4 separate regions of the Homo sapiens genome follow, and all the other regions are linked to region 1. A link is a loop called in an ENCODE intact Hi-C map of the cell type or tissue named here. Cell type or tissue: PC-9. All regions are shown on one strand. Each heading gives the region's core, and the rest is flanking DNA. Links, peaks and the distances in the headings are about the cores only.

Region 1 (7,411 bases), core at 1,479-6,478:
GTTAAATTTGAAATTAACCATCTTCTGACCCTAGTTTTTTATTGTTGTTGTTGCTTTTAAATGTAAATATAATCTGGATTTCCAGTTATTACTGATATCTTCAGCAGTCACAACTGGTTTCCTATGCCAGTGTTAATGAAATCTTTTCTTGGCCAGTTCTTTTAAAAAAACGTAACAGGCCAGGTGCAGTAGCTCACATCTGTAATCCTAGCACTTTGGGAAGCTGAGGTGGGCAGATCACCTGAGGTTGGGAGTTCGAGACCAGCCTGACCAACATGGAGAATCGCCGTCTCTACTAAAAATACAAAATTAGCCGGGTGTGGTGGCGCATGTCTGTAATCCCAGCTACTCGAGAGGCTGAGGCAGGAGAATCGCTTGAACCCGGGAGGCGGAGGTTGCGGTGAGCCTAGATCACGCCATTGCACTCCAGCCTGAACAACAAGAGCGAAACTCCATCTCAAAACAAAACCAAAAACAAACAAAAAAAACTTTTTTGTTAAGTTTTGCCACATAAACAATTTTAGAGAAAATACCTGACAATAGTTAATGATTATTTGTTGTAGGCAATAATGGTCTAAGCACTTTATATATATTAACATTTAATCCTCACAACTACTCTATGAATTAGCTATTCTTATTGTCCTCATTGTACAGATGAAGAAATAGAGGCACAGAGTGGCCAAGTAACCTCAAGTCACACACACAAGCTCAACTTTTAAGTATTTAAATATACTTCAAATATATTTCTAAAGGAGTCTTTAACAGAAAAAAGTACTGACTCCATGTACTTTGCTGCTGCTTTTGTGATCCCTGTTGAAGTGACTTCAAGAAGTGACAATGATGCCAGGCATTTGGTTAAGTATGATGTGGTGAGTTAACCTTAAAATAGAAAATTTGGTCAATAAGCATTTTTATTTTGGAGCCAGAGAGCTATTTTAGGGACCTGCTGCCTGGAAAGGATATCCTTGGGACAGCAGATCCCTTAGTTCCTAATGAATAGCTGCATCACCAACACAGCTTCTCCTGACCATGGTAGGGCCATCAGCAGGGTAACTCAGCCCAGCTTATTAACCCTTCTGTTTTCTTTCCAGCTAGCCACAGTGCAGCCTGGCCAGAATTTCCACATGTTCACAAAGGAAGAACTTGAAGAGGTTATCAAGGACATTTAAGGAATCCTGATCCTCAGAACTTCTCTGGGACAATTTCAGTTCTAATAATGTCCTTAAATTTTATTTCCAGCTCCTGTTCCTTGGAAAATCTCCATTGTATGTGCATTTTTTAAATGATGTCTGTACATAAAGGCAGTTCTGAAATAAAGAAAATTTTAAAATATTTGTTAATAGACTGTTCTCTTCTAATAGTCTTTTTTTTTTTTTTTTTTTTAAGAGATGAGGTCTCACTATATTGCCCAGGCTGGTTTCAAACTCCTGGGTTCAAGTGATCTTCCCGCCTCTGCCTCCTGAAGTGCTAGGATTATAGGCGAGAGCCACTGTGCCCAGCCATTGTAATACAGTCTTTTGTTTGAAATGCAAATGTTAGTGGGCCAAAAGGACAGTGTTATTAATATCCCTATTCTATGAAGATGTCTGTTCTAAAACTGTTTTAGTGATGCTCTATAACAGAATCAACTATATCCATTAATCCCATGGTGTTGATAAATGAACTAGTCCAGCTCTTCCCAGTGGTTAATAGATGTTAACAGCACTGTAAATCCATTTCGGCCCTATAATTTCTGGAGCAAACGTGTATTTTTGCTGCTTTTCTTATAAGGAGATGCTACTAATTGACTATCAGAAGAACATGTTTTGAGGTCCTCCTCAAAACATTGATGGGTTGGAATCAGCCATCAACAGTGTTGTACCAGTTCTTGGGTCTTGATAGACAATTTGGAAAGAGATTTCCTTGTTTACGAAGTGAAGGACTAAGAATTAAATTAATGACCTTGGCCTCACTGGCAATCAATTACAAATCTCTATATCAGTAAGAGAATTGTAAAATTCAGAAGCAGTTTACATTAGACTTTGGAATGAATGATGAACTTTCCCCATTAGAGCTGCCATCATATGATTGGTGGAGATTGTTTAAAGAATCATTCTATCTCAGCCTCAAAAATTACCACGGGAAGATGGTATCAGTATCACTACTTAACAGATGAAGAATCTAATGCTGTGTGCCCATGGACACACAAAATTAAGCTGTTGGGACTTGAACAGCTCAAATTTTCTTGTTTCAGATCACCAGCTCTTGAGTAATAGGGAAATCTGGAGATTTGAAAAGTACTTGCACTGTCCACAACATGGCTAATCCATATGTGGATGATGCAGAATTGATTTAATTCACTAACAGGGACCCCATAATTATTTGCTGGGCTCTGGGTATATTGATGTGTAGGAAGTTGTACTATATGTTAATAAATTATGACTATTTGGATAGGCTGAATTCATACTAAATCCATACTGTAGTTCAACAAAAAACAACATGTTTATATACATTTGGAAACTGCAATGATAGGAAACATTTGGAAGAAAGGGATTTTGCCCTAGAATAACACATAAGGAAAGCAGAGAATTAGAGTATATTGTTACTGAATGTTCCAGAGACTTCTAGTGATTTTAACACTTATTAAGTATAGCATGTTGATGGGGAGATTTGTTTCTCTAAAGATCACTTTGTTTTATTAAATCCTAATAGAAAATACCCTTGAAAATCCTATCTCATTTATTCCTGTAACAAATTTATTGAGCACCTACCTACTATATGCCAAGAAATGTATTAGCCATCAGGCAGAGAGCTGTTCAAATGGTAGATATGATCTGTGCTCCTGTGAAACTTCTAGTGGGGAGAGCCAAACAATAAACAATATTCCTTTTTAACTCTAGGTTAATGCAGAAATGGATAAAGCCCATGTTGCTTTTGGGAGAGGTGAGTTGTGTCTCTGAATCACATGCATTTCATAGGGGGAAAAATGCCCAAATACTAAGGAGTAGCTCTTAGCCTATGTCCGTTCGCCTCAGCTTAAGTTGTTTTCCCTCCCACTGGCTGGGCAGCATATTTGTGTTTTACCTGGTAAAACAGTAAATTTCGTACCTTCTATAATTGGCATTCTTCAAAGAGGTAGAACTTTGATTTTTTTGTAGAATATTAAAACAAGCTTTCTTAGGTTAAAGAAGTGATCTTACTACGAACAGCAATGGTTTCATGATGTGTAATTGCTTTATGTTATCTTTCTGCTATAGAATGTTTCCTGGAGAAAGGTACGGTTTTTAGTAATAAGATAAATTTACTTTAGTCCTGCAAATAAGGTGAAATCTTATGTCCAGTATCTCACAAAGGAGAACTGACAGTGCCACTTTTATATTTAATGTCAATCTCATTAGACAAAAATGAAATATAGTTCCTAGGGTTTCCAATTTAAAAAGTGAAATAATAAATATATTCACTCAAACATTTTCTCAGTGCCATATGCAAGTTACCATGTCCCAGAAGCTGATACAGTTTGAAGAAGGAAATATATAAGTACTGTAAGCCTGTGATAACTAAAAGCAACATACTAAAAAGTGAAGGTACAGATAATTGGAACAAATTTAATAGCGTTTAAAAGTGTATTTGGTAATTTCTCCAGGAGGTGGCACTGTTGAGTTGTTTTTTCTTTTCAGACAGTAAGACAATAGACCATTCATCTTTGTGTCACCCAAACAAAGAAATATTCCTTTATAACCCCCTTTCCTCCCCCCACCTAATCACATGCTACTGGAACTGACTGTCTTGTGATCTACTCCCATAGTTGGCATAGATTTAAAAATAATCTTTTTTAAATTAATCTGATAGTAGTTATGGAAAGGAACAAATTGTTCACCAATTTTCATCAGCTTTATCTTTTCAGTCCAGTAACTGAGAACTTAAAAAGACTATTCTAGTGATTTTACTATCCTGCTCAGATGGCATTCAAAAACATTTTTCACTTCTCACGTCTTGGAAAAATTTGTAAATTCGTTAAGTCTTTTTGTTTGAAAGTTAATGTGACTGGAAATATTTTAATGTAAATATCGGGTTGGGTGCATTGTATCATTTTGCTCTACAATGACTATATCCTCATTTGGGTTTATGGCCAGTTTATAATTAAAAGTAATCTTTACTTGCTTTGAGTGTAATGACTTGCATATTTTGTATCTTTCTATTTGCTACCTTTTCTACTGAACAATTTCTAGCTTTCTGAAGGGATGGAGTCAGTAAGCTTAAGGATTCAGAACTGGTTTTACCTGTGCTACGTGTTGTAGAAGTTGTGTGTGCAGCTTCTGCGGTAAAGGGAACAGCGTAGGGGTTTTATTTTATTCATTAGAGGTGGATCGGGGTGCTAATTTAGAGGACATCACATACTGGAACCAAACTTGTCCGAAGCTCTCACTGCAGAGTTAAGGCACTTTGGTAAAATAAATGTGCATCTAGGAAATGATCATGTGTACAGTAGGCATTGGATCATTCTCTTGCCCCTCTTTTACCTGCCCCTAATGCCTAAGCTACATTCGAAGTCCTGGAAAACCTGTAAGTAATTCCGCCTTTGGCCTACCTCCCCTCAGAAGAGGAAGGTGAGAGAGGCCAAACGTATGGAAAGACTATTCTTCAGGCTTGCAGGAGTCACGGATGTCCTGATGTCTGTCTCCGTAGGATGTGGCCCACATCAGTTCGCATTCACCTTCTTGCAGCAAGGCAGCTGCTTAGCAGACAATGGGCGCTCCAGTGAGCGGGGTTTATAAAAACCCGAAGCCCCGGTTCATGATGGAGCCCCCTTTTCCAGCTGAGCAAGCTCAGGGATTTCCTGGGTAGGTTTTTCCAGGCTCTGCCTCACCGAAGGAATTTTAGGAGTGTCTCTGGGGAACAGGAGGGACGTAACCCAGCCCCAACTTGAGGGCGCTAGAGGTGCGGCAAGGGGTCGCGACGCCAGGAGCCCGGGGCTCGGCGGGAAGGTATGAGAAGCTCCTACGTGAACTCCACAAGCCGGGCCCGGGAGACGCCGGGCGAGGCGGGGTTGACCTCAGCAGTCTCTGCCCCGTTCCAGCCAATCAGTCCCGCATCTTAGCATCCGAATCCAGGACCCCCGAAGCCGGAGGCGACGCGAGCCAATGAGGAGTGGGCCGGGGAAGAGGGACAGGCGGCCAGCCTATGGGGCGGAGAGGCCCGGCCGCGCGTATCCAAGGAGCGCCGCGCTCGGCTCGGGGGTGTGGCGCGCGCCGGCGGGGGTGGGCGGGCGCGCCGGGCGGCAGGTGTCGGCGTCGGCGGCATTCGGCGGCGATGGAGCGGCCCTGGGGAGCTGCGGACGGCCTCTCGCGCTGGCCCCATGGCCTCGGCCTCCTCCTCCTCCTGCAGCTGCTGCCGCCGTCGACCCTCAGCCAGGACCGGCTGGACGCGCCGCCGCCGCCCGCTGCGCCGCTGCCGCGCTGGTCTGGCCCCATCGGGGTGAGCTGGGGGCTGCGGGCGGCCGCAGCCGGGGGCGCGTTTCCCCGCGGCGGCCGTTGGCGTCGCAGCGCGCCGGGCGAGGACGAGGAGTGCGGCCGGGTCCGGGACTTCGTCGCCAAGCTGGCCAACAACACGCACCAGGTGAGCGGGCGCCGGGCCCGGGAGCCGCTCGGGTGCGAGGTGCCGCCCGCGTGCCCCTCCCGGCCCGTGCGCCCCGCGACTCCCGGAGGAGACCCCAGCCCTGCCGCGCCCGCGTCCCCCGGGCCGCAGCCCCGAAACTGCGGCGGGCGGGCGGGCGGAGTCGGGCCCGGGCGGCCGGCGGGGCTGTGTTTTGTCATAGGGGAGGCAATCTTAGACTTCCACCGCATTCTTTTTTTTTTTTTTAAGTTGTCAAAATCTCTTGAACATCGTTTTTCGTCTGTATAAATAATCAGGACCCAGTAACGCTGTTAGGCCCCAGGAAGGTGAAGGAGTAATTAACTCTTGAGCGCTTGCAGAAGTTGGGCTGCGCAGAAGCAAAGGTGTGTCCTCTCTGGGTCAGTACTTTCCGGGTGGGAGAGGCGGGAGTTCAGGAGGCCCGAAGCAGCGATCTGGTCACCGTGTTTTAATAGTTAAGGGGACTAGCTTGGAAATGAGATGGCAATATTTATGTGATCTCTTTTACTGCTTCAGATTTGACCTTCTGTCATGGTACGGAAGTCTGACTAGCATGTCTATATCCCGTGGTGACAAGATTTTCAATAGTTAAGAAACGCATTGCACATATTCTGCTTTGAGCCAGCTCTTGGTCAAAAGACTTTCAAAATTATGGGATTTCTGTCCCTGGGGACAAGCAGCTCAACCTTTGCACACTACTGGACTGACAAAACTAATTATTAAGAAAGTCCTGGTTCCTTGCTTCAGCACAACTTGGGCATCTTTCTCCTATTTCTCTAAAATTAACAATTTAATCCTTGCTAGCCACATTTGCATAATGTATTTTCAATTCTATATATTTTCTCCCTTGCCTGTTTTCCTCTTTCAAAGAAAATGAATTGCACTTGGGGGCAGAGATGGGTGGCCAAGGCTCTGTGCCAGCACTTGTCCTTCTGTAACCGTTTTTCAGCGTCAGCCAAGCCTCAGTCTCCCTTTGGACTGCCTGGTTATCTGGACCATACTTGTTACCTGTAATAGAATTCTCTGATCTGAGGACACAAGACACAAATATTCAGGAATAATTGTGCTTAGTGTATCCCGAGCAGCAGCTGTGTAAAGGTAGCCAAGCTAGTGCTGGAGGGTGAGACAGGTTGGGTAGAATGAGTACTGGGAAGTCTTCCTACTTGATGAGAAAAAAAAATCGAATAGACTTCCTTCTCACAGTGGGGGATTGAGAAAGGCTTTACAACACTAATGCTTAATTTATACTGGACCACTTCCTTCCTTGAGCTAGCTGGTCACAGCATTCTTGCTCCATATTTCAAATTCTTCTCTCGCTGGTTGACCTAACTTTAGGTCTGCTGCTACTCCTGGATTTAGATTTACTCCTGTTTTTCTTTTTCTCTTTTTTTGTGAGATAGAGTCTTACCTCAGCCTCCTGAGTAGCTGGGACTACAGGTGTGCACCACTATGCCTAGCTAATTTTTGTGTAATTACTATTTTTTTTTTGAGATAGGGTCTCACTCTGTTGCCCAGGCTGGAATGCAGTGGTGTGATCACAGCTCACTGCAGCCCTGACCTCCTGGGCTCAAGTGATCCTCTCACCTCAGCCTCCCAAGTAGCCGGGACTACTGGTACATGCACCCAGCTAATTGTTCTTTTCTTTCTTTCTTTCTTTTTTTAAGAAACAGGGTTTTGCCATGTTCCCCAGGCTGGTCTTGAACTCCTGGGCTCAAGTGCTCCACCCACCTTAGCCTGCCACAGTGCTGAGATTAGAGGCGTGAGCCACTATGCCCTGCCTGGATTTATTCCTTGAGTCAGA
Region 2 (7,411 bases), core at 1,493-6,492, 130 kb before region 1:
AGAGGAAAGCAGAGGTGAGAGCCCTTCCATTCTCTTTATTCCCCCACTGTCTGGCCTACACCCCCTGCCAGGAGCTGAGATCCAATGGTATATTCAGCCTGCAGCTGCCACTGGTCATGTGAGCCCATTGCTAGGTTACAGGGACCCAAAAATAAATCCTTCCCAACCAGATTAGAAACTGGGGGCCTCGGATGAACCAGGCTCAAAAGAGTGGCAGGAACACCCACAGTGCATGTTTAGGCCAGGCCTGCTATGGACCAGGGCCCTTCCCATGCTGCCCACCTCCTGTCCATCAGCAGGGGCTCAATGCTGGAACCCCACAGAAAAGTCCCAGAGAGCTCCTGGGTCTCCTATTTATTAATAACACAATAAATAGGTCTACAGGTTGAGTGGCCCTTCCTCACTAGCAATCAGGGTAATATCCTCTGCATGTTCTTCCCATCCAACCTTCCCATCATCAGCCTGTCCCTCCACAGGCCCTGCCCTACACCCAGTGCATGGGCAAAGCGAATTAGTCATTTGCCCTGTGGCCTGGGGGCCATCTGCCCTAACAGTCCTTTTCCAGACTCGGGAAGGGAGCTCTGGCAGTAGGCACAGCACTAGGCGTATTCGTGTGAGTAGTCTTACACAATCTTCTCTGTTAGTCTCAATGATTCCATTTACAGATATGGACACTGGGGCTTAGAGAGGTTAAGTGACTTTTGCAGAGCCACACAGTTGAGCAACTGGGGTTCAAACCCCAGATCTATACTATGGGGATGAGGCAAGGAAGAAGACAGGGAAGCACAGTTATGGAAAGGGGAGTTCCCCAAAACCCTTCCCTGGGGCCTGAAAACTTGGCACTTTAATTGCTCTGAATTGGAGGGGAGTTATCTCCCCCTGGAACTTCTTTCACATCCTCCAAGCCAGGACGCAGCTTACCCAGGCCACGTACCTCCTTCCCCATGGCTTTGGGCTCTGTCCCCTTCTCTGGGAAATACTGTCCAGGACCTGGGTGGGGTCATCCCCGGTGCTGAAGCCTGGGGAGGCAGACACAAATCCCCACTGCTCAGCACAACCCTGCTTCAGAAGCTTGACATAGGGCCAGAGTAGCAAAGCTGAAAGGATCACAGGAGGTCAGGTGTCTAACTCCTGATTTTACAGATGAACAGGCCTAGAGTGGAAAGGGAACTTGCCCAGGGCTAGGCTACACAGCTAGAGGGTAAAGGAGGTGCAACCAGAACCCAAGCCTCCGGAGTCCTGCTCCTTTTTTCAGCTTGTCATTAATGGCGCACATTTGGGTTCCTGGGGCCCTTCCTCAACCCACCATATCCCTAGGACCTCCCAGCTGTCTGTTTTCTTCAGCTCCTCCTCCCCAGCAAGGTTCTGAGAAGGCCCAGACACCCCACTTACCTCTGTACTGTCCTTGTCTCCCCATTTTGAGTACATTCCTATGGTCTCCTGAAGCCTGGGAGCACCCTATTCCCACCTCCTTCAGCTCCTAGCAGCCCAAACTGCAGGCTCTATGTCACTCCATTCAAGACATGTTTATTGAGCAACTACTATATGCAAAGCTCTGTATAGGAAGTGAGGAAGAGGGTTACAAAGATTAAACAAATACAGACTTGCCTTCTTGGTGCTTATGTCTAGGATGGGGACAATGCAGGCTGTAAGTGTCAAGGGATGGTGAAATTGCTGGGGAGATTCAAAGGAAAAAGTGAACTTACTTCCTCATGAAATCTAGGAAGACTTCATGAAGGAAGTGGCACGGGTCTTAAAGGAGGAGTAGGATTTTAACTGTGAGTAACTGAAAGAGGCTGAGGACAGTAGTCTAGATGGAAAAAGAAGGCCTACCAAAAATATGGAAATAGCAAGTTTAGGAAATATTAGGGCACTGTGAGTTCTCCAATTTGACTGAAAAATAATCTGGCTGTAGGGAAGAAGTGAGAATAGAAAGGTAGATTTATGGTAGATTTATGGGACTGCGCCCCCTGCAAGCCAGGCTGAGAAGCCAGACTGAGAAGTCAACATAGCAAAATGTCTTGAGCAGGGAAACATAAGGCCACAGATGTGCCCATCTCCTATCTTTTTTTTTTTTTTTTAAGATAGAGTCTCTTTCTGAAACCCAGGCTGGAGTGTGCAGTGGCGCAGACATGGCTCACTGCAGTCTCGACCTCCCAGGCTCAAGTGATCCTCCTGCTTCGGCCTCCCGAGTAGCTGGGACCACAGGTGTGCCACCACACCCAGCTAATTTTTTATTTTTATTTTATTTTATTTTATCTTATTATTTTATTTTTGAGACGGAGTCTCGCTTTATCGCCCAGGCTGGAGTGCACTGGCACGATCTTGGCTCACTGCAAGCCCCACCTCCTGGGTTCACGCCATTCCCCGGCCTCAGCCTCCCGAGTAGCTGGGACTACAGGCGCCCACCACCACACGCGGCTAATTTTTTTTTTTTTTTTTTTTTAGTAGAGACGGGGTTTCGCCATGTTAGCCAGGACAGTCTCAATCTCCTGACCTCATGATCTGCCCGCCTATAGTGATGGGAGTCTCGCCATGTTGCCCAGGCTGGTCTCAAACTCCTGGGCTCAAGCAATCCTCCCACCTTGGCCTCCCAAAATGCTGGGATTCCAGGCCCAGCCTCCTGTCTTTTGGTGGGTCCTTTGATAAGTATTTACTGAACCCACAAGTTCCAGAGCAAGGGGTTGAATCAGAGACGAGGGATTTTCCTTGTCATTCAGGCCCAGAGGGAGAAATAAAAATCCATATAGGTCATCAAGGAGATAGTGCATGTGAATGTGTGACAGAGTGCACTCAGGAGAAAGGGGAGGTCACAGATGAAGTGATACAGCATCAAATGACTCTCATGTTTCTTAGGTGGGGCTCTGAGGATCTTTGGCCCAGGTACTCATGACTGACCATGTCCATTCTTCGGAGAGGAGGGGAAAAGGTGGAGTGGTAATTTGAGTGCCAGGAAATTCTCCCTATAGAGTAATGATATCATAAGAAGCTGTCCAGCCTGTCCTGAGAGGACATGGCATCTGGACTATCGGCTGGTCCTTCCACCCTGGAACGCCCAGTTCAAGGCCTACTTCTTTGGCCCTGGCCTGAAAACAAAAAGAACTGGGCTGGGTTTCCCAACTGAGAGCTCCACAGAGCACTCCCAGCAGTGCCTGGTGTCTGACTCTGGGGGGCACCCCTGCTCTATGTCTCTGGGTCAGTCGCCCCTAACCATCTCATCCTCAGCCAAGCCAACCCCTGCTGAGCCCAAGGGAACCTGACTCTTCCCTGTCCAGGCTGGACACCACTGAGCACAATGATACTGGTCCTGTGACCTCTTTCCCAGACATCTCCTTCCCTCCAAAGTCCTCTCCCTGCGTTCCTGCCCCACCTAAAAATAGCACCCCCCGACTCTTATGCCCATTGGTTGAAGGGAGGGACAGACTTCCAGACCTAGAACTCTGGGGGACTCCTTGGGGATCCAGAGATAGCTTGTGAGTGGCCCCTGGGGTTTCTGGGCGCCCGGGAGGTGGTCAGCCCTCACCCACATGCCTGGGGACCCTACTGCAGAATGGCAAGTGGAAGCTCAGTCTCCTGGATGGCCTCCCCTGGAGGGGTATCCCTGGAGGATGTAAATCAGCATCGCACGAGGCAGGGGTTCCTAGAGGGTGAGGTCCTGGGTGGGAAAGAGGACCCAAGCCTCTCCATTTCCGGCCCCCAGACTGCCTTGACAGCCAGCAACCACAAGGGGGCAGTGTTGGCCACAGAGCTGCAAAGAGTTGACTGCAGTCCCCGGTGACAGGCTTCTCCCCGCCCAACCGCCACCTGCCTTCTCCCTCCTGGAGACCGTGGTCCTATGGTGGTCCTGTGGACTCTGACCTTTTTACACCATCACAGTCGGCTGGGAGGACCAGGCGAGAGGGCCCTGGCTCGTTAAATAAAATCCCTCCTACTCCTAAGAGCTTATGAGGAAGAGATGGGCCGACTGGTGTCCCAGAAGGAGGCCTGAACCGGCGGTCCAGCGTGCATCCACATTTAGTGGGCAGTACGCTTTGGGCTGCTCTCCCAGCTTTTCGGAGCCCCGGCTTTTCGGAGCCCCAGCTTCCAATGAGGGATTGGGCCACGATTTTAGGCATTCTCTAAGGTCCTTTTCCGCCCGAGAATTTGAGCGTCTGAGTCAGCAGCTGCTGTCCTTGAGTGGCTTCTCTCTCCAGGCCCCGGACAGCTTCAGAGGCTCAGTCTGGGTGGGTGGAGGGATACAGGAAACAGCAGTGGGCATTTCTGATCTCTACAAACCAGGCCATTATTCTGGAAACCACAGTCATGAAGAGGTGCAGTCCTAGGACTGGGAAAAGACTGAGAAAGGAATGACCAGGGTCAGCTGGATCTCAGGAAGACCCCTCTCAGGGGCTCCATCTGACTGATTTGTGTGATTGTGTGAATGGCAGGATGGCTGGAAGCTGGCTGAAGAATGCCCTGTCCCAGGCCGTGGAGCTATGTTGAGCTTCCTTGAAGTAGAGGCTGCAGGAAGCCTAGACGTCCCTCCCTTCCGGCCCTCCTTACTCCCAAATCCCCACAACAGTCCCCTTCTCTCCTCCCCGCATTGCTGACACCTGCTTCTAGCTCCCTGCCTGAACCTGAACCTCCACCCACAGAGAGTGGAACCCACAGCCACAGTTCTAGGAGGGGATCCCTGCCTGGCCTTCCTATCCCTAGCCTGTCCTGCCCAGCCCTGTCCCTCCAGACCAGCCTCTGCTCACACCCACATAGCCCTGCTCCTGTGCCTCTGAGGCACTCTCTCCCAACTCCTGTAATTTCACACCAGGCCCCTGGACAGTGTGTGTCCAGCACCTCCGCTTCCCTGATCAGACATCTGATCCAGCACCTGGGGCCTGACCCCCACAAGCACAGGGTGTGTCCTGGTTCTTCTATCTCATCTCCTTTCTTCCTTGATGGCCCCATTTTCTCACTTTTCCTGTCTCCCTTATTTGGTTTCTCTTCTTTGATCTGTCGTCTGCTCTCTGCATCCTGTTCTCAGAACTCTCTGAGTCCTGGAGCCTCTTGGCCGTGGGCCTCTGCTCCTTGACCTCTCTGTTTCTTTGCCTCAGTGTACACCTTTCCCCCTTCGCTTTCCATCTCTCTCTCCATCTTCACTTCCTCCTCTGCAGTGCATACACTGAGTATCGGATCCATCTCTCCCTGGACTGAGGGTATAAATAGCAGAGGGAGGCTGGGCTAGAAGCCAATTGTGCTACCAGCCTCTTCCTTGCAGTCCTGGGCTTAGCATTCAGGACCAGTAGTGGGAAGGGTCCTGGGCAGGGCTTCAGGGGTAGGGAGTTGGAGGGTTGCAGTTGAAGGCCACTGGATGAGTGACAGACCCAGGCAGAGAGAGGGGTGCTACCGCAGCTGGAGGGAGTCCTGAGCTTCACGTGCAGGCCAGGCTCCCCACCTAATGTGCGTATGAAGTCGCTACTTCTGCTGCTGGAAAAGGAGCTCTGGGTCAAATGACCCTCCCAAGGGCCGCTGGAGGGCCCTGTCTGCTCCTCTGGTACGTAGATGCATGGGCCCAGGTGGCTGCCAACAGACAGCAGCTGGGGACTGGAGTAGAAGTGGTGCCCTCAAGAAACAGGCCGCACTCTCGCTGCAGCCAGCTCCCTGGCCTAATTAGAGACCGGAACGGCATTGATCGTCCCTGAGCTCATTATGTCACAGCTGGGGAACAGCTGGCCAGTTTTTTCCAGGCCATTAGCTGCGCCATGAAGTGGAGAGTGTTGGGGAGAGGGGGGTGGCGTGCAAGCAGGATCAATACCCCGTCTGTCTAGGGGAAAGCAGCCTAGTGGCTGCCTTCTCTGGCACTCTGGCTGTGCTTCTCTCCAGCGCTGCTACGCTAGCTGAGCTCCTTGGAGTTCACACACAAAAGCTCTACTCCTTCAATCCTGGAGCCCAGAGAGATGGACTCATGGCTTCTGGGCTGGCCCTGACCTGGCTGGAAGGGACCCTCGGAGCCTTCTCTCAGAGAATTAAGAAGGGCAAGAAAGAGGCTCAAATTACCTAGCTGGTCTCAGAGGGGACCTCAAAAGTGCAGCTCCTCTCCACCCCCATGGCAAGATGACACCTTAAGGCAGCTGTTTCTGTTGGCCCTGGGCCCACCTCTCTGTGCCCCTGGGCTCTGCCGGGTTTGGTTTCCTGTGGGGTGGAGAGATGGCAGGGGATCCTCTGGCCCTTGGGGAGTGTGGGATACTGGAAGGAGGTAGGGAAGAGACAATAGTTCTGTCTTTCTCCCGCTCCCTGTCCCGGGCCTGGGCAAGCAGCAGCTTAGCTGGGCAGCACCTGAGCAGGGGCAAGGCTCTCCACACGGTCTGACCTGCCGTGTGGAGGGAGAAGGAGGACAGCAGAGAAGACTGCTGTCAGAGGGGAGTTCAGTAGTACCTAATGAGCTGGATTCTTACTTACAGGGTTATAAAGTGTGAAGGCTAGAAAAGACCTCCAAAATAGCTCGAGCCTCACTCCTCATTTTACAGAGGGAGAAAGCAAGCTCTAATAAGCCTTAAGCTCTGCTATGCCTGGCTGATTCTGCTATCGAGGGCTTCATTTTAGTTCTCTCTGTGTTTCTCCCATTTATTCCACATTGAGGGTTTTTGGAGGGGGTGGTGGTTGTTTTGTGCGTGTGTGTGTGTGTGTGTGTGTGTGTGTGTGTTTTGTTGTGGTTGTTGTTGTTGTTGTTGTTGTTTTGAGACGGTCTCGTTCTGTTGCCCAGGCTGGAGTGCAGTGGCACAATCATGGCTCACTGCAACCTCCACCTCCCAGATTTAAGCGATTCTCATGCCTCAGCCTCCCAAGTAGCTGGTACCATGCCTGGCTAATTTTTATATTTTTAGTAGAGATAGGGTTTTGCCATGTTGGCCAAGCTGGTCTCGAACTCCTGACCTCAAGGAATCCACCTGCCTTGGCCTCCCCAAGTGCTGGGATTACAGGTGTGAGCCACCACTCCCAGCCCCACATTGAGTTCTAATGTAGCTCCAAGGTGTCCTGGGCACATGTCCTCAGGCCGCTGGTGGAGGCTTCACTCTCCAGGAGAGGTGTGGGGACTGCCGGGCTCCCTTCCATCCTACCTCCACTCTCCAGCCCTGCACCCTCACCCTCCAGCACCACCATGGGAACAGCACCAATCACTGGAAGTCCTATTGGGTCCAGCTAGCTGCTGGGTTCCTGGGCAGTTTCCTACCCACTGGACAGAGGCCAGGCTATGCATAGCACCGGCCGCTCCCCAGACTTCCCACCATGGCCTCCATTCCCAGAATCAGTGGTGAATAGAACACAGAGGTCAGAAGGCCTGAATTCCAGATGTGAGCTCTTTCTAGGCCCAGGCCCAGGTCCAGCCCCTGCCCTGAAGAGCTGGTAGACTCATACATCCAGAGGTGTACAAAGGGCA
Region 3 (7,411 bases), core at 1,358-6,357, 200 kb after region 1:
ATGGGCATAGAAGACACCCACTCTACTCACCTTTCAGAAGGGATGTTGCCAGAAATTGGACCAGAAGTCTCTTTAGTTTTTTATCACACAAAGCAATTGAGAATGAAAAAAAGAGAAAGATAGGGGCTTAATAGTGAGAAGTATCCCAGCTTGGTGAACACCTTGTTTATTTTTAAATTTTTTAGAGACAGGGTCTCACTGTGTTGCCCAGGCTGGTCTTGAACTCCTGAGCTCAAGCCACCATTCTGCCTTGGGATTACAGGTGTGAGCCACCATGCTGGGCCCAGTGAAAATCTTGTTAAACTCTCCTAGCCTTCCTTCCTTGAAGACTGGTTTGATTCTGGTGCTGGCGTATGGGCCTGGGATTCAGTTCCTTTTTTGGCCAGCCTAGACGTTTATTCTGTGCCTGAGCAGATGCGTTAAGCTTAGAAGCAGACATCACGGCCACCTCAGGCCCATGCCATTGTGGGCTGTATCCCCTAAAGTGCCCCATTAAAATCTTGGCCTCCTTGTGCTCTTTTCAAATAAGAGACCCCTGTTCCATAATATGGCCCAAACTTCTAGGACGGGGGCACTCAAGGATGGGGAATTTTCCTCACTGACAGGGTTTGCTATGTCTGTGGGTAAACCCAACAGAGGATAAGGCTGGAACATCTGGGTTTGGGGCTTACCTGGTTCTTTTCAGTGTCATAGAGTGATAGTGGAAGGTTTAAAAAAAAGATAGGGAGGATGTATCCACCAGGGCTTTGGGCATTTTCTTGATGAACTTATTCCTTTGGCTTCAGTGAGAATATCTATCATTTACTTAAGAGAAGGCAATGAGCTACGTGGTTTAAAAAACAAATAAAAGGCTGAGTGCAGTGGCTTATGCCTGTAATCCCAGCAGTTTGGGAGGCTGAGGCGGACAGATCACTTGAGCCCAGGAGTTGGAGACCAGCCTGGGCAACATGGTGAAACCCTGTGTCTACAAAAAATATAAAAATTAGTGAGCCTGGTGGTGCACACTTGTAGTCCTAGCTACTTGAGAGGTTGAGATGGGAGGATAGCTTGAGCCCAAGAGCTTGAGGCTGCACTGAACAGTGATTATGCCACTGCACTCCAGCCTAGGTGACAGAGTGAGAGCCTGTCTCAAAAACAAAAACATTCCTTGTTGCCTCTCTTTGTGCTTTTCTTTTTTTTTTTTTTTTTTTTTGAGGCAGAGTCTCACTCTGTCACCCAGGCTGGATGGAGTGCAGTGGCGCGATCTCGGCTCACTGCAAGCTCCGCCTTCCAGGTTCACGCTATTCTCCCGCCTCAGCCTCCCGAGTAGCTGGGACTACAGGCACCCGCCACCACGCCCGGCTAATTTTTTGTATTTTTAGTAGAGACGGGGTTTCACCGTGTTAGCCAGGATGGTCTCAATCTCCCGACCTCATGATCTGCCCGCCTCGGCCTCCCAAAGTGCTGGGATTACAGGCGTGAGCCACCGCGCCCGGCCTCTTTTTATGCTTTTCAAGGCTTTTCTTACCCAGGCCTTGCTCCCCTTGCCCTCAGACTACCATTTTCACTCCCTTTGAGCTGGTTATCCAGGGGAAATGGATCCAGGCTGCTATGAAGATTATCCACCAGGGAACCCCGACACCCTCCTCACCCAGCCTCTCTCCTGAAGAGATCATGAGCTGAGGGCATGCGAGGAAAACTCCCAGCTGTTTCTGCCCTTAAGTTAGAGGACAGAGGAAATAGTTTCTATACTTAAGAAGATAGAAATATTTTCATTCCAAAGCTATAAGAATTATGAGCAGACGAAGCTATGGCTCTGGCGGATGGGCCATTTTGGGAAACAAGATACAAGCAAGGGCATAATTTACAAACAAAGTGTGGGTATATTTGGCAGGTTTGAGGCAAGCAGAAAGGAGGGTTTGGGTACTCTATAAAAAAAGATCTGAAATTCAAACATCTGATAAGGCCACAATGAAGAGATTTCCAGCAGTGGGTGTTGCAGGATGCTGGCACCCAAATCGCCGCAGGCTTGCAAAGGTGCTATGCAAGGTGAGGAGGCAGGTGAGGCAGGCAGTGCCTCTCACAGGTCCATGTCTAGGCCTCCTGAGGATGTCTTCAGCGGCACTGAGTCAAATCCATCAGGAGTCCTCTGAAAGAGAGATGGTGACAGGAGCTGGCTGCTGCACAGGGGCAAGTTTGGGGACAAAGGAGAGAAATGGAAAATAGGTGACAGAAGGAACCCTTATGAAATTCCTGTTTCAGTGGCTTTGTGGAAACACAGAAATGAGATACCCTCTATTCTGCTTGCTCCCTTCAGGGTCAGTTGGAGAACAATAAAAATCTTTTTCTTTTAGGCGGGGTGTGGTGGCTCATGCCTGTAATCCCAGCACTTGGGAGGCCAAGGCAGGTGGATCACCTGAGGTTAGGAGTTCGAGACCAGCCTGACCAACATGGTGAGACCCTGTCTCTACCGAAAATACAAAAATTAGCCAGGCATGGTGGCAGGCGCCTATAATCGCAACTACCTGGGAGGCTGAGGAAGGAGAATCGCTTGAACCCGGGAACAGAGGTTGCAGTAAGCCAAGATCATGCCACTGCACTCCAGCCTGGGCAACAAGAGCGAAACTCTGTCTCAAAAAAAAAAAAATTTTTTTCTTTTAAAAAAATGTTTTTGGCCAGGCACAGTGGCTCACACCTGTGATCCCAGCACTTTGGGAGGCCAAAGCAGGCAGATCACCTGAGGTCAGGAGTTCAAGACCAGCCTGGCCAACATGGTGAAACCCTGTCTCTACTAAAAATACAAAAAAAAAAAATTAGCCAGGTGTGATGGCAAGCACCTGTAATCCCAGCATCTAGGGAGGCTAAGGCAGGAGAACCACTTGAACCTGGGAGGTGGAGGTTGCAGTGAGCTGAGATCATGCCACTGCACTCCAGCCTGGGAGACAGAGCAACACTCCGTCTCAATAAATAAATAAATAAATACATGTTTTTTAGAGACAGGGTCTCGCTCTGTTGCCCAGGCTGGAGTGCAATGGCACAATCATAGTTCAGTGCAGCCTCCAACTCCTGGGCTCAAGTGATCCTCCCACCTCAGCCTCCCAAGTAGCTGAGACTACTGGCATGCTCCACAACACCCAGCTGATTGTTTTTTATTTTGTAGAGATGGGGTCTTCCTATGTTGTCTAGGCTGATCTTGAACTCCCAGCCTCAAGAGATCCTCCAGCCTGGGCCTCCCAAAGTGCTGGGATTACAGGCATGAGCCAAAAATCTTAAAAATCCCCTGCTTTGCACCTTTGCTGAATTCTAGCAGTCCCAGATAGACTCAAGAGTCCCAGGGTGAACTGTTCTCCCATTCATTTAAAAAAAAAGAAATCGCAGTCTAAGGAGGCCAAGGGAGTCTCCCTAGCAGGTCAGCACAAAGGAAACAAGACTTAGCAATCTAAACACCCAAGCACGGTCCTTTCTTCACCACCTCCCAATACCCTCCTCCCTCTTTCCGCCCTCCCCACCCACTCCTATTGGGATGAACTGGTTCAGAGCAGTAGTCAGGTATGGGCACTGGCAGAGTTGTGCTGCAGAGGACTATAGCCCTGGAGGACCTGCTTGTATGCTGTCTGCTGGCCCCACACCCAGTGACAGTATTGTCTGTATTGCATTTATAAGCTTCATACTCACCCACCCACACAAAGCCAGCCCTCCCAGCTCAGAATTGCTCAGTGGGGAACAGCTGAGACTGAACTATGATTCAGCTCCCAAAGGACTGGACCCAGACACCTGGAAGACAGCACCCCCCACTGGTCAAAGGAGAGCCTGACTTCTATCAGAAGTTGATCCCAGAGATCACCTTTTCCCTTTTCAGTGAAAATAAAAAAAGGAGTAGGGGATGATTCTTACAACATAGATGGTTCAGTACTCCTTCTGGAAGTGAAAAGGCCCAAACAGTTCACTAACTGGAGTGCATGTTGAGAGAGAAGGAGCCTGATCAAGAGCAGCCTTGGGCCCCGGGGGAAAGAGTATTGGTGTAGAAACACAGAAGGAGAAGGCAGGATTTTCAGAGTGGGGAAATGGAATTGTATCGGGCGTGGGGAGCAGGGTGCCCATCCCTGAACGGTACAGGACCATTCAGTGTCTGAGGAGCAGTGTCTCCTCCAGCCCTCCAGGCTGACCTCAGTGCACTGGCCAGGACCCCTACCTTGGAGGTAAATGATTTGATCTTCCCAAAGAGTGACTTCTTGCTGGTAAAGATGAGGTCGTCCTCTACATCCTCGCCTTCCATGATGGCGCAGCTGTCAGCTGCTGGCAGGTCACAGTCCTTGAGAGTAGCATTCATCACCAGCTTGGAGTACTTGTACTCTAGTCTATAAAACAGGAGGATGGGAAAGACAAGATCCCAAAATGTGGGAATAAGGGGGAAAGAGGTAGAGAGGTTAGGCTATGAACAGGTCCTATTCCCATGCCATGGGTAAGGAGACTGAAGCATGGTAAAATGGTGTCAGGGCTGGGGTAATAGAAGGAATCTTAGTTCCCAGTTCAGTGATCTTTGTTCCTTAAGGCTGTCTGTTTCTATGATCTCAAAATTTAATGGAAATATCAAAATCATAATGTCATTCTCTGTACTGTTAATAATAGCAAACTGAGGATACTCTTTGCTTTTGAGAATTTAACATCCATTTATAGACTGCCACGTGGTACCATCCCTGTTCAGGAGTCAGGATAACCAAACCATGCACTGGATAAGTCACAGAGTCTGTAGCCAACTCCAGAGAAAAACCCCATTAATTTATACTTTCAGATATTCTCCCTGATCAATAATCCAACCCTGTCCATCCCCACACTCCAATACCGCAACATGTACTTTTGATTCTTTTTCCAAAAGTAGCAGGTCAAGACGGTGAGCAGGATGGCAGTACAGGTGCCTGCAGAGATGCCCACTTTCAGCCAGAAATCTATGGTTTTGCAGATGGTGACTCTCTGCTCAGGCAGAGAAATGCCACCAGAGCATAGCTTGGGTTCTCGCCACACGTAAGTAGTCTTCTGTTGGGGAGAAAAACAAGGAACTCAGATCTCCCATTCCCTTCTCTCATGGAAGTGCCCGATCAGAGGGAAACCCACCTGGATCCCAGCCACACAGCTGCTGACGATAGCATGGTAGTCAGCCACTGAGCAGAGCGGGCAAGCAGCCGCGCTCTCCCACAGGAAGTGGAAGTTGCAGCCATCACAGGTCCCATCCGAGCACGTTCTAGCAAAGCAGAAAAGAGACCTGAGCTCTCACTCGCTGGAGGGGTGGGGAAGATCTGGTTGGAAGCCTGTTGTCTCATAGCTTGCCTGATTTACCCTCTCCCTGCCCAAACCATTAGCCCTACCAGGATCCTTCCAACTAGTCCTTAACACAGGTTTTGATCTCTGATTTCACTGATAAGAGGCCTTCCTGGCCTCCAGTGGGCTCCCCACCCTCTGCCCGTTTATGTTTTTGCTGACATCTTATGAGAGCTATTGTAAGGTGTCTGAGCTCCAGCATGGCTGTCTCATCAACCCCTTTGAGGTTCCTGTCCTCCCCACAGACTTGTGACATTTTGCAATAGCCACTTTGATGCAGCTTCCTCGGGGTGGGATTGGAGTTGAGGTGGGGTTCAGGAATGAACTTCCGGTATGGATACCTGTTATGTACTTTACTGTGATGTTTACAATGGCAAGAACAGGGATTTGACACTCAGACACCACTACTGGGTCAAGACGCCCTGCTTTGCTCCCCATCTCCCCAGTCAGTTTAGGCGCAGCATATCCAAAACGTCTTCCTCAAGACGCTAGTGCCCGTCAAGATGTTAGCTGCTGTTATGCGGGGAGGGGAGGGGGTGTCCTGTGGTCATATTCATTTAGAAATTTTTGATTTAGTTCACTCAGCTATTAACCTCAGAACTGGGTATTTTCGTTGCAGAGAGATTCCTAGGATCCCTAAACCTTTACTAATCCTCATAATAGCCAGAGATCATGAAACGTCCTAAAGTCTCCTTGTCTCATTTAATCCTCAAAACAACCCGCTGAGGGAATTTAGCATTATGCCCATTTTTACAGATATGGAAAAAAGAGGCCTAAAGAAGGTAAGAAATGCATCCATGATAACATAGCTGGTTAGTGGAGGAGATGATTCAACCTGGCTCTCAGCCGAGCTGTTGGTTACCATGCTACGCAGCTGCTGCCTTAATGGACCAGGAATATGAGAATAGCTTTCACTCTTCCTTCTACCCCATTCTTGCCATATGAAGACTGAGGGTCTGGGGCCATGACTGTGCCCCTAAGCACCCATTAATGGATCTCAAACTCTTTTCTTTTTTGCTCTTTTTCAGTAATCTCTGGATCTCAGGATGGAATGACTTCAAGGGAGATTTTGGCCTTTGTTACATCCCTTTGCAGGGCTTACCCTGGCAGCAGCAAACTTCCAGGGACAGTTTTCTGTGGACTGCACCTGACGCGGATGGTGGTTGATCTCCCAGAACTGCAGGACTGGGTCACATCATTGGACCTGCAGAGAAAGCCAGCCCCCATGAGGGAATGAGTCACTCAGCTGTGTTATTGGACAGCCACCAAGAGAAATCCGCATGGAGCAATTCCCTTGCTGGGGAAGTCAGGACTTGGGCTTTAGCCTGGCACACAGGGAGTGCACAGGCCTTGGTTTATACGTGGAAAGGGTGGGGATCAACAATATGTAGTCAAGGGGGAAATGCCCTGGTTTAGGAAAGTCATGGCTAGCATACACTGGAGCCTGCTTAGGCTGGAAGGGAAGTCCACTGCAGATCATCCAATATTTCTCCTTGCCTCTAGGGCAGATCTGCTCCAGTAATATCCAGGAAGCTGGGATCAGGAACTCCCAGCCCTTAGCTATCATGACTGGGCAGATCTGCTAGACCTCAGACATGTTCTGGCTTGATAAGCAGTAGGTGGCTAGAGAGGGAGGGATGCAGCAGAAATTATGGAGGAGTCCTAGGTTTCACTTGCATTAGCCTAGCCTCTCATCTTCACCTATAAAAGAAGATCACGTCCGGTATTCCCAAGGACTCCAGGTGGAAAAGTTCAGCTGGGGAGGTGATTCCATCCAGAGTCATATCTGTTGTCACCCCTGCCAAATTAGAGCTCCTAATTAGTTCTCACTAGTAGCATTAGCTGGCAACCACTTCAATTCTTCCAATACCTGTCAACATCCAACCTCACTTCATCTCATCACATCCCTGAGTGGCTTATGAAAGGGTGAAACAAGGGTTTGTCAGAGTCCCTGGGAGCACTTTGCACACAGAGTGGAATAGAAAACACAGGTCAAGAGGTTGGGCCCCTCATGTGGGGCCTTTTACCTCCCAGACTGGTAACCTCACACTCTCTTACACATACACACACACACACACACACACACACTCTCAAACAAGGCTGAGGCAGCGGAGTT
Region 4 (7,411 bases), core at 1,113-6,112, 140 kb after region 1:
CGTTCTCAAAGATGGGAGTGGGGGCAAGTGAGACTCAGGACGAAGGACAGGGAAAAGATGGAGATGAGGGGGTTCACTTACGAAGCCCTTCAGTTCTGAGAAGGTGATGGACGTGCAGTTGAAGAGGTTTGGGGGGAGCCACCCCCTGTGCTCATCACAGTGGCGCACAGCAGTCCCTGGGGGAAGGAAGCCAAAAGGGCCGGCCTCAGGGAGACACACAGGAAGCCCCTGAGACTGGCTGAGAGGTTCTGCTGGAGGCCAGCACCTCATGGGCCGGGGACAGTAACTAGCAAACAAGGGCCCTGGTGAAACAGGAAGACAGGTATGTAGAACACCAGGGCCAAAAATCTCCGCAAGATCAGTCCACACATGGGCTCTAGGGGAACAGGGCATACGACCTCCTTGAGCCCCCATCCTGCCTGTCTCCAGCCACCACTTTGTGCTCTCCGCCACTTCCTGCCTATGAACCTGCTCATTGCCAGTCCAGGACCAGCGCCAGCCCCCATCCTGGGCTGGGTGTCCTGGGTCAGCAGCCAACACCCCCTACTCCCCAGACTGTCTGCCTTTGTGGTGGCGTAACTCCAGGACTCGGTGGTGAGCTGACGATTGGAACCCTGCATGATTCATCTTTGAATCTCTAGCACAGCCCTATGCCAAGCACAGTGCAGGTTTTTCAGCATTTTTGTTAAGAGTCCAAGATGTGGGCTGGGCACGGTGGCTCACGCCTGTAATCTCGGCACTTTGGGAGGCCGAGGCGGGCTGATCACAAGGTCAAGAGATCGAGACCATCCTGGCCAACATGGTGAAACCCTGTCTCTACTAAAAAAATATAAAAAATTAGCTGGGCATGGTAGCACACGCCTGTAGTACCAGCTACTCGGAAGGCTGAGGTAGGAGAATCGCTTGAACCTGTGAGGTGGAGGTTGCAGAGAGCCGAGATCATGCCACTGCATTGTAGCCTGATGACAGAGCGAGACTCCGTCTCAAAAAAAAAAAAAAAAAGTCCAAAATGTGGTGGGGTGCAGTGGCTCACGCCTGTAATCCCAGCACTTTGGGAGGCCGAGGCAGGCGGATCATGAGGTCAGGAGTTCGAGACCAGACTGGCCAACATGGTGAAACCCTGTCTCTACTAAAAATACAAAAAAAAAAAAAAAAAAAAAAAAATTAGCCAGGTGTGGTGGCGGCCAGAGGCTTAGGCAGGAAAATTGCTTGAACCTGGGAGGCAGAGGTTGCAGCGAGCGGAGATCACGCCACTGCACACCAGCCTGGGTGACAGTGACAGACTCTGTCCCAGAAAAAAAACCAAACCAAAACAAAACAAAACAGTCCAAGATGTAGGCACACCTGGGCAACATGGGGAAGGGGGAATGTGAACCAAGGAAGATGGGAAATGAAATCCCAGGACCTGGAGGCCAGAAAGTGGGGTCCCCGGATCTTCAGCCAGGAGCTTCCTGCCCTCATCCCACTAACAGCAGAGGCCATGTCCTCGACATCACATCGGGGCCTCCAACACCTACCAAAGGAGCCTTTGGGACAGGGAGCAGCAGCAGGCAGCCCGAAGCGGGTACGGGGCCACCAGATCCCAGCCTCAATCGCTCGTGGGCAGCTGTCATAATTCACTGCGGGGAAGAGCACATGGTCACCCAGGAGCAGCTCTCCCTCTGCTGTCCTGCCCAGGCTCCCCAGCCCTCCCTAGGCCTCCCCAGGCCTCCCCAGGCCTGCAACCAGCCCCTTCCTGGCTTTCCTGGGGTGCAGGTGCCTAGCACACTGTAAGGAGGGCTGCCCACCCATCCCAGGAGCCCCACCTTCACAGCCATTGGTGGTGACCTCAGCAAAAGGGTTGTCACAGCGGTCACACTGACGCCCGATGACACCTGGCTTGCATGGACACTGGCCATCCTCAGGGTCACAGACTCTGGACAAGGAGCCTGTGGGGTAGCAGTCACACAAGAGGCAGGTGGGGCTGCCTGGGGGCCGGTAGTGGTTCTCCTGAGAAAGGAGGGAAGAACGGTGTCACTGGCCAGGCTCTCTTCCCAGGATGCTCATGGGTCCTTCTCAGCTGTGGCCCCTGTGGAGAGGGTCCCGACCTCAGGTCCCCTCAGGAGCAGTATTCAAAATAATTAACACTAGCAATGCTTTGGAGTTGAGCCCATCAGCGAGATGTCACAGAATCAGAACAGGCTGCAAACCACCACCACACCAGGCCAGAGCTCATGGGTTACACATTGGCCCAGGGTCCCCCTGCGCCTCAGACACACGAAGGTAAGCAGCCAACTGCCCTGCCTGTGAGAGCAAAGGCACAAGGCCCTCAGCTCTACAGGAAGACCCATCCCTACAGCCTGCCCTCTAGGGCCCAGGAGATGTGGACAGAGGCCCAAGTGGCCACAGTGGAGGCTTGCTTGGGGCTGTCACCTTGCAGTGGCACTCGCCGCTTGTCTTGTTGCAGTCTGGGTCAAAGCCTTTGCTGACATCACAGTTGCATGGGCCACATGTGGGATGTCCCCACCAGCCACGGGGACAAGGCTGGTCAATCCTGCAGAGAGGGACCCAGGTAGGCATGAGCTCCCCCTGCCACTCCCACCTAACCTAGGTGAGCCCTATGTGGCCCTTCTGACCCTGGCTGTGGATCAGCCAGGCTTTCGGGGCTCTGAGGGACACACCAGAGAGAAGCAGCAGCCACTGGGACCTGCTGCCACATGCCCTGGTCTGCTTACCTGGTCTCACAGTATGGCCCAAGGTAATTTGGGGGACACTCGCAGGTATAGCCATGGGGGGCACTGGGCTTGCGGGTACACACAGACTGGTGCTCACACGGGTTCAGGTCACACACATTAGTACAGTTGTCACCATAGTAACCTGGGACCAGAAGGACCAGAGAGGCTCATTCCCCCACCCTCCCCTGGCACCATCTTCCATCAAACCCTTCATCTGTTTCTTTCCACATAGCATCCTATCAGCTGGCTATGGCTTTGTTGTGTAGGCAACTAAGACTCAGAGAGGTGGTGTGATGCCCCATGCCCCAGGTCACACAGCAGAGCCAGCATGTGGCCCCAGGCACCTGATAACCTGCCCGTTGCCCTGGATCCTTAGCATACCTGGATCACAGCTGCAGGAATAGCTGTCCCAGTCGTTGCTGCAATAGCTGTTAGCAGGACACGGGTTTGAGTCACAAGGGTCAGGCAGGCTACAGCCTTGCTCCACGTTGATGCTCTCCCCATGGCTGGGATCCAGGCTGTTAACCCCCTCCGGCGTATCGCTCACCCGCACACCCTGGGAGGGACAGGAGCAGTGTTGCCCTCAGTGGAGCGGGGCTGCAGGTGGTGGGGGAGGGGATGGGAGGGCAGGGCAGGACACTCACCTGCAAACAGCCCCGAAAGCCACGGGCCACACCGCCGGCTGGCCCAGGTATTCCGCCCACTGTTATGTTGCTCAGGTGCAGACCATGCAGCCGGGGGCCCAGGTTGCCCTCTGCTCTCTGCTGCCCATAATCGAAGGACAGAATGGCATGGCCGGGCCCCCCGCTGGCTCCCAGTGCCAGCTGTGCATGGTGCCAGTCACCGTCATTGGCCCGGCCTGGCTCCAGACGGAGAGAGGAGGCCTGAAGCCCTGTGCCCTCCACGCTCAGCATCACGTGGCCCTCTCGTAGCTGACACCAGGAGGAAAGAAAACAGGGTCAGCAGACGGCCTTAATCACTGTTCTCCAGCTCACAGTTCCCCTTTCTGGACCATCAAACCCATCCCGCTGCCCAGCTGAGGCCATAGAGAGGAAAGCGTATTTATTTCCCTCAGGCCCAACAGGTGGCAGCATTGACCTTCCCAACGGATCCAGCGGCCTCTATATGTCCCCACCCCTGCCCAGGACCTGCCCAGCCACTTCTGTCCAGCCGCCTAGAGGCTACCAGGGCCCTATGGCCAGGCCAGGGCCAGCCGCCCTTCCATGCATCACCTGTAGGGTGATGGTGCTGCGCCCCCTGGTGATGGCCTGCAGCAGGACACCGTCGGCCTGGCGCGTGCGGAACATGAGGCTGAGGTACCAGGGTTGGGAGATGGGCAGCGAGAGGCCATGCCAGGCCACCAGGCTGCTGCCCAGGAAGTGCTGTGGATTGGCCATTTCTGGGGAGGCAGGAAAAGGCAGACTGTGACGGGTGGAGCCTCAGAGGGCCCTGGGGCTGTGATGCTCAGCGGTGGCGGCTGCACGGGAGGCAGAGCCCACTCCCCTCATCAGCCCCGCCCTCCAAAGTGCGTACCTGCCCTGGGACCGCCCCACGCTGTGCCCAGGCCTGCCTCTGACTGGCCCCTTTGTCTCCTGTGTTGCCCTTTCAGGGCTCTGCCCAGACACGCTTTTCCACCCACAGCCCCGCTCAGCAGAGCCCTGCCCAGTGCCTGCCCCAACCCTGCCAGTTCCCAGACTGTTGATGGCACCCAGGCTGTGGCCTCTAACAGCCGCCCCTCCTACCCTGGGCGCAGCTCTTGCCCCCAAAGCCCAGGGGGCACTCGCAGCTGAACGCGTCCCACTGGTTCACGCAAGTGCCCCCATTGTGGCAAGTGTTGCTGTCACACACGTTCTTCTTGGCAGGGCAGCCTGGAATGGAGAGAAGGCAGCTCAGTGGACCTGAGCTGGGGCTCTAAAGAGAAAGCCTGTGGCAGCAGTTAGAGAGGCCTCTGAGACCCTCCATTCTGGCATCCTCACACCAGGCACAGCCCCTCCTCTCAGCACTGGGATCCCAGCCTGGCTCCACCCCGGGCCCCCATACCAGGCACGGTGCCATTGTTGGCAATGAAGTCAGCCATGTCTATGTGCCGGCTGTCCACCTGCAGGTTCCGCATGCAGCCCACGAACTGCCGCATTCGGACTGGGAAGCTCTCGGGCAGGTCAGGCACCCCGCCTAGTAGCAGGGGCCCCGTCAGATCCAGAGACCTGGGGGAGCAAAGATGGTGGCGGCACAAGGGAGGGCTGGGAGCTTCTGGTCCTCCGCTCGCTCTGCCGCCAGGCCAGAGACACGAACGGCGTAGGCAGGTGTCCAAGAGGCCCTGCAGAGCAGTGCTCAGGAAGGGCGTCACCCCTACCTGGAACTGTTCTTGTCGAACACTCAGCCCCCTCCCCAGACTGCCCCACAGGGCCTTGCTCTGATTCCCCAGTCTTGACCCCATCCCCAGGGCTGAGCAGGGGCTAAGAGAGGCAAAGGGAGAGAGACCCCAAAAGCCCACCCTCTCCACCTTCCCTCCCTGCCTGGCCCTGCCCTCACTTCACCCCATCCCTGGCCCTTTCCCCTGCTCACTTCTTGCTGCCACCCTGGGTGCCCTGGGCAGCACAGGAGTAGTTGCCCAGGACAGATCCGAAGCGCAAGGCCACTCCTGTGTCACAGCCATCCACGGTCACCACAGCCACCTTCTGCTCTGATGGGCCCTGTGGGAGCCCTGTCTGACCCAACAGTGGCTGTGGACAGGAAAGAGCAGAGAAGGGGGACACTGAGTACAGAGCCCACTAGGTTCATGGCCAGCACACACTGGGTGCCTCTGTGTGCACCCACATGCCCAGACACACGTACACACATGCATATACACACACGTGTGCTCACGTGGTTTATGCATGTAACTACCTTCCTCAGTGTCCAAGTTTGCGGCTGCCTAGTGGAACAGAGAGCATCGAGCAGTGCCCAGTGGGGTGGGAATGCCCAGCAAGGTGGCACCTTCCCAGCCGCTCCCTTCCTCTCAGCCAGAAATGCCCTGACCAGCCCACCCAAGCCTGGAGGCAATGCCACTCAGGGCTGGGTAAGCACCTGAGGCAAGAACAGAACCCCCAACCCTCTGTGCCCTCCACACCCACCTTATTGTAGTATTTCAGCTGCACCGTATGCCACTGGCCATCACTGACTCCTCCGGGCACGAATGGGGACACCGTGGTGGTTGACTCCCCTGGGGAAAGGACCAGGTGAGCTGGAATGCCTGACGAGGGCTAGGAATGGCAGGGTTTGGGGTGCCAGTGGCTGGGGCTGGGCCCAGATTTGGCTGATAGAGTATGTGGCTTGGGGTCAGGGGCTGGAAGACTTGGGGCCTTTGGAAGATGGGCAAGGATGGGGGGCAACTGTGATCACCTGCAGAGAAGGTGAGCTGGACCTGCTCCTGGATCACCTCGAGGGCCACAAAGTCATGCTTCTCATTGAAACGCCCATTGTACAACAGCAACCCGTCGCGCTCCTTTGTGGCAAACCTGAACAGGAGTTGGGGATGGGGGCAGGGAATGGGGTACCCACCTGGATGCCAGCACCCCCGCCACCTAACCAGCGCAGGGGAGGGAGATCTGCTGGCAGAACCACAGGCAACTCCAAGAGCAGACCTGGCTCTGCCGGCAGCCTGCTCCACGCTTTCACTGCCTGACCTCTTACTTCAACCACAGAACAGGAGGCACCTCAGATGCCCACCAGGCCCACTCCCCACCCCCAGTGCCCAGCCACTCACGAGAGGGCCAGGGTGAAGTGGAAACGCTGGCGCAGGCCGCGAAAGGTGATGAAGGAGTGGGCGGGGAAGCTGCGCGTGGTCACCTGGCAGTAGGGCTTCTCGAAGTCTCCAGATGGGCAATCGCACTTGAAACCGCCCACCAGCAGGTTGACACAGGTGCCCCCATTCTTGCAGACACCCGGGGTGCAACGGCCTGAGCGAGCACTCACCTCACAGTGCTCACCTGGACAAGAGGAAAGGCAGGTGAGTACCAAGTACCTGAGGACAGGAGGGGAACTGAGACCCCCCACAACCCAGTGATAGCTCCCATGGCCTCCCGTGACCCTCGTAATACTCCCCAAACCTCCCAGGCATCCCCACTTCCTCTCGTGTGCCATCTTCTCTGAGACCTATGGTCCCCAGCCCTTCATGGGCACCCTGTTTGGCTCACTGAGCCGCTCTCGCCACAGCTCCACGCACTGCTCCCCTGCAAGTTCCTCGGAGTCCCCAGCACCTTCCCTACCCCATTTGGGTTTCATAAGCACAGGCCTGCTGGGACACTTGGTTGTAAGGCCCGGATCCCGGGAGCCTTCGATGTCACACTACCAAGCACACCTGGGGGTGTCCTGGCCCCCAAGAGGGTAAATGTGCACAAGCAGATGGGCCTGCAGGACAGCGGGAGGGCTGGGAGCCTCCCTCCTCCCTCCTTCCCACTGGTGCTTTTGTCCCTCTCAGGCACTGAGATCAGTTTCCCTCCCTGGGGATGGGACCAGGCTTCCACTTAGATTTGTCTGGGTTATGGAAGAGTATGAGAGAGAAGCTGGGGAGCCCCCAGGAATGGGGCAGAGGACTCCCACCTTGAGCCCTGCGGTCCAGACTAAGGACCTCTGTGCACCTGGGACATGCTGAGAGTGGGAAACTGAGCCCTGAGAGCAGACAAGAATTCAACAGAGGAGCTGAAAACTCCAACATC

Evidence for each region. Hi-C counts contacts between places; a loop is a spot of excess contacts. Peaks named below come from ENCODE experiments on the same cell type or tissue, not always from the same donor. Only the 100,000 strongest peaks of a DNase experiment are listed, where the experiment ranks them.
Region 2: it touches region 1 in a loop (7-fold over the local background); 17 of 110 quality-filtered maps call a loop at or near these places.
Region 3: a loop joins it to region 1, with 14 times the contacts of the local background. A loop is called at or near these places in 19 of 110 quality-filtered maps.
Region 4: it touches region 1 in a loop (19-fold over the local background); 97 of 110 quality-filtered maps call a loop at or near these places.

Annotation. Positions count from the first base shown.
Region 1 is chr1:109,395,771-109,403,181 of GRCh38, reverse strand. It overlaps SORT1 (sortilin 1), which reads left to right and starts at 5,264. Exons shown (of 20, transcript NM_002959.7): 1 at 5,264-5,595. The coding sequence starts at 5,290. PSMA5 (proteasome 20S subunit alpha 5) reads left to right here. Exons shown (of 9, transcript NM_002790.4): 9 at 1,092-4,140. The coding sequence ends at 1,169. RefSeq lists an enhancer at 4,130-5,111 and silencers at 5,138-5,267, 5,308-5,377, 5,388-5,487. In PC-9, for the core only: CTCF peaks have their summits at 3,429, 3,634 (motif pointing right), 4,814 and 5,020; DNase peaks (open chromatin) are centred at 3,681, 4,261 and 5,121; H3K4me3 peaks cover 2,537 bases.
Region 2 is chr1:109,528,787-109,536,197 of GRCh38, reverse strand. No RefSeq gene overlaps it. Among named protein-coding and RNA genes, the nearest start is that of GPR61, 7.4 kb to the left of the region's middle. RefSeq lists a silencer at 5,363-5,531. In PC-9, for the core only: CTCF peaks have their summits at 3,217 (motif pointing right), 3,425 and 3,679 (motif pointing right); DNase peaks (open chromatin) are centred at 3,167 and 3,727.
Region 3 is chr1:109,197,661-109,205,071 of GRCh38, reverse strand. ELAPOR1 (endosome-lysosome associated apoptosis and autophagy regulator 1) reads right to left here. Exons shown (of 22, transcript NM_020775.5): 17 at 6,997-7,093; 18 at 6,398-6,499; 19 at 5,092-5,218; 20 at 4,835-5,013; 21 at 4,172-4,337; 22 at 1-2,128. The coding sequence ends at 2,060. Among named protein-coding and RNA genes, the nearest start is that of SARS1, 13 kb to the left of the region's middle. RefSeq lists an enhancer at 6,536-7,411. In PC-9, for the core only: CTCF peaks have their summits at 3,582 and 3,784 (motif pointing left); a DNase peak (open chromatin) is centred at 3,731; H3K27ac peaks cover 156 bases.
Region 4 is chr1:109,260,313-109,267,723 of GRCh38, reverse strand. It overlaps CELSR2 (cadherin EGF LAG seven-pass G-type receptor 2), which reads right to left. Exons shown (of 34, transcript NM_001408.3): 3 at 6,460-6,682; 4 at 6,096-6,211; 5 at 5,828-5,916; 6 at 5,280-5,437; 7 at 4,755-4,918; 8 at 4,457-4,582; 9 at 3,947-4,113; 10 at 3,359-3,646; 11 at 3,096-3,270; 12 at 2,715-2,856; 13 at 2,413-2,533; 14 at 1,806-1,989; 15 at 1,518-1,619; 16 at 82-176. Among named protein-coding and RNA genes, the nearest start is that of CELSR2, 14 kb to the right of the region's middle. RefSeq lists silencers at 2,394-2,580, 3,959-4,008 and enhancers at 2,999-3,981, 6,418-6,917. In PC-9, for the core only: CTCF peaks have their summits at 3,707 and 3,932 (motif pointing left); a DNase peak (open chromatin) is centred at 3,883.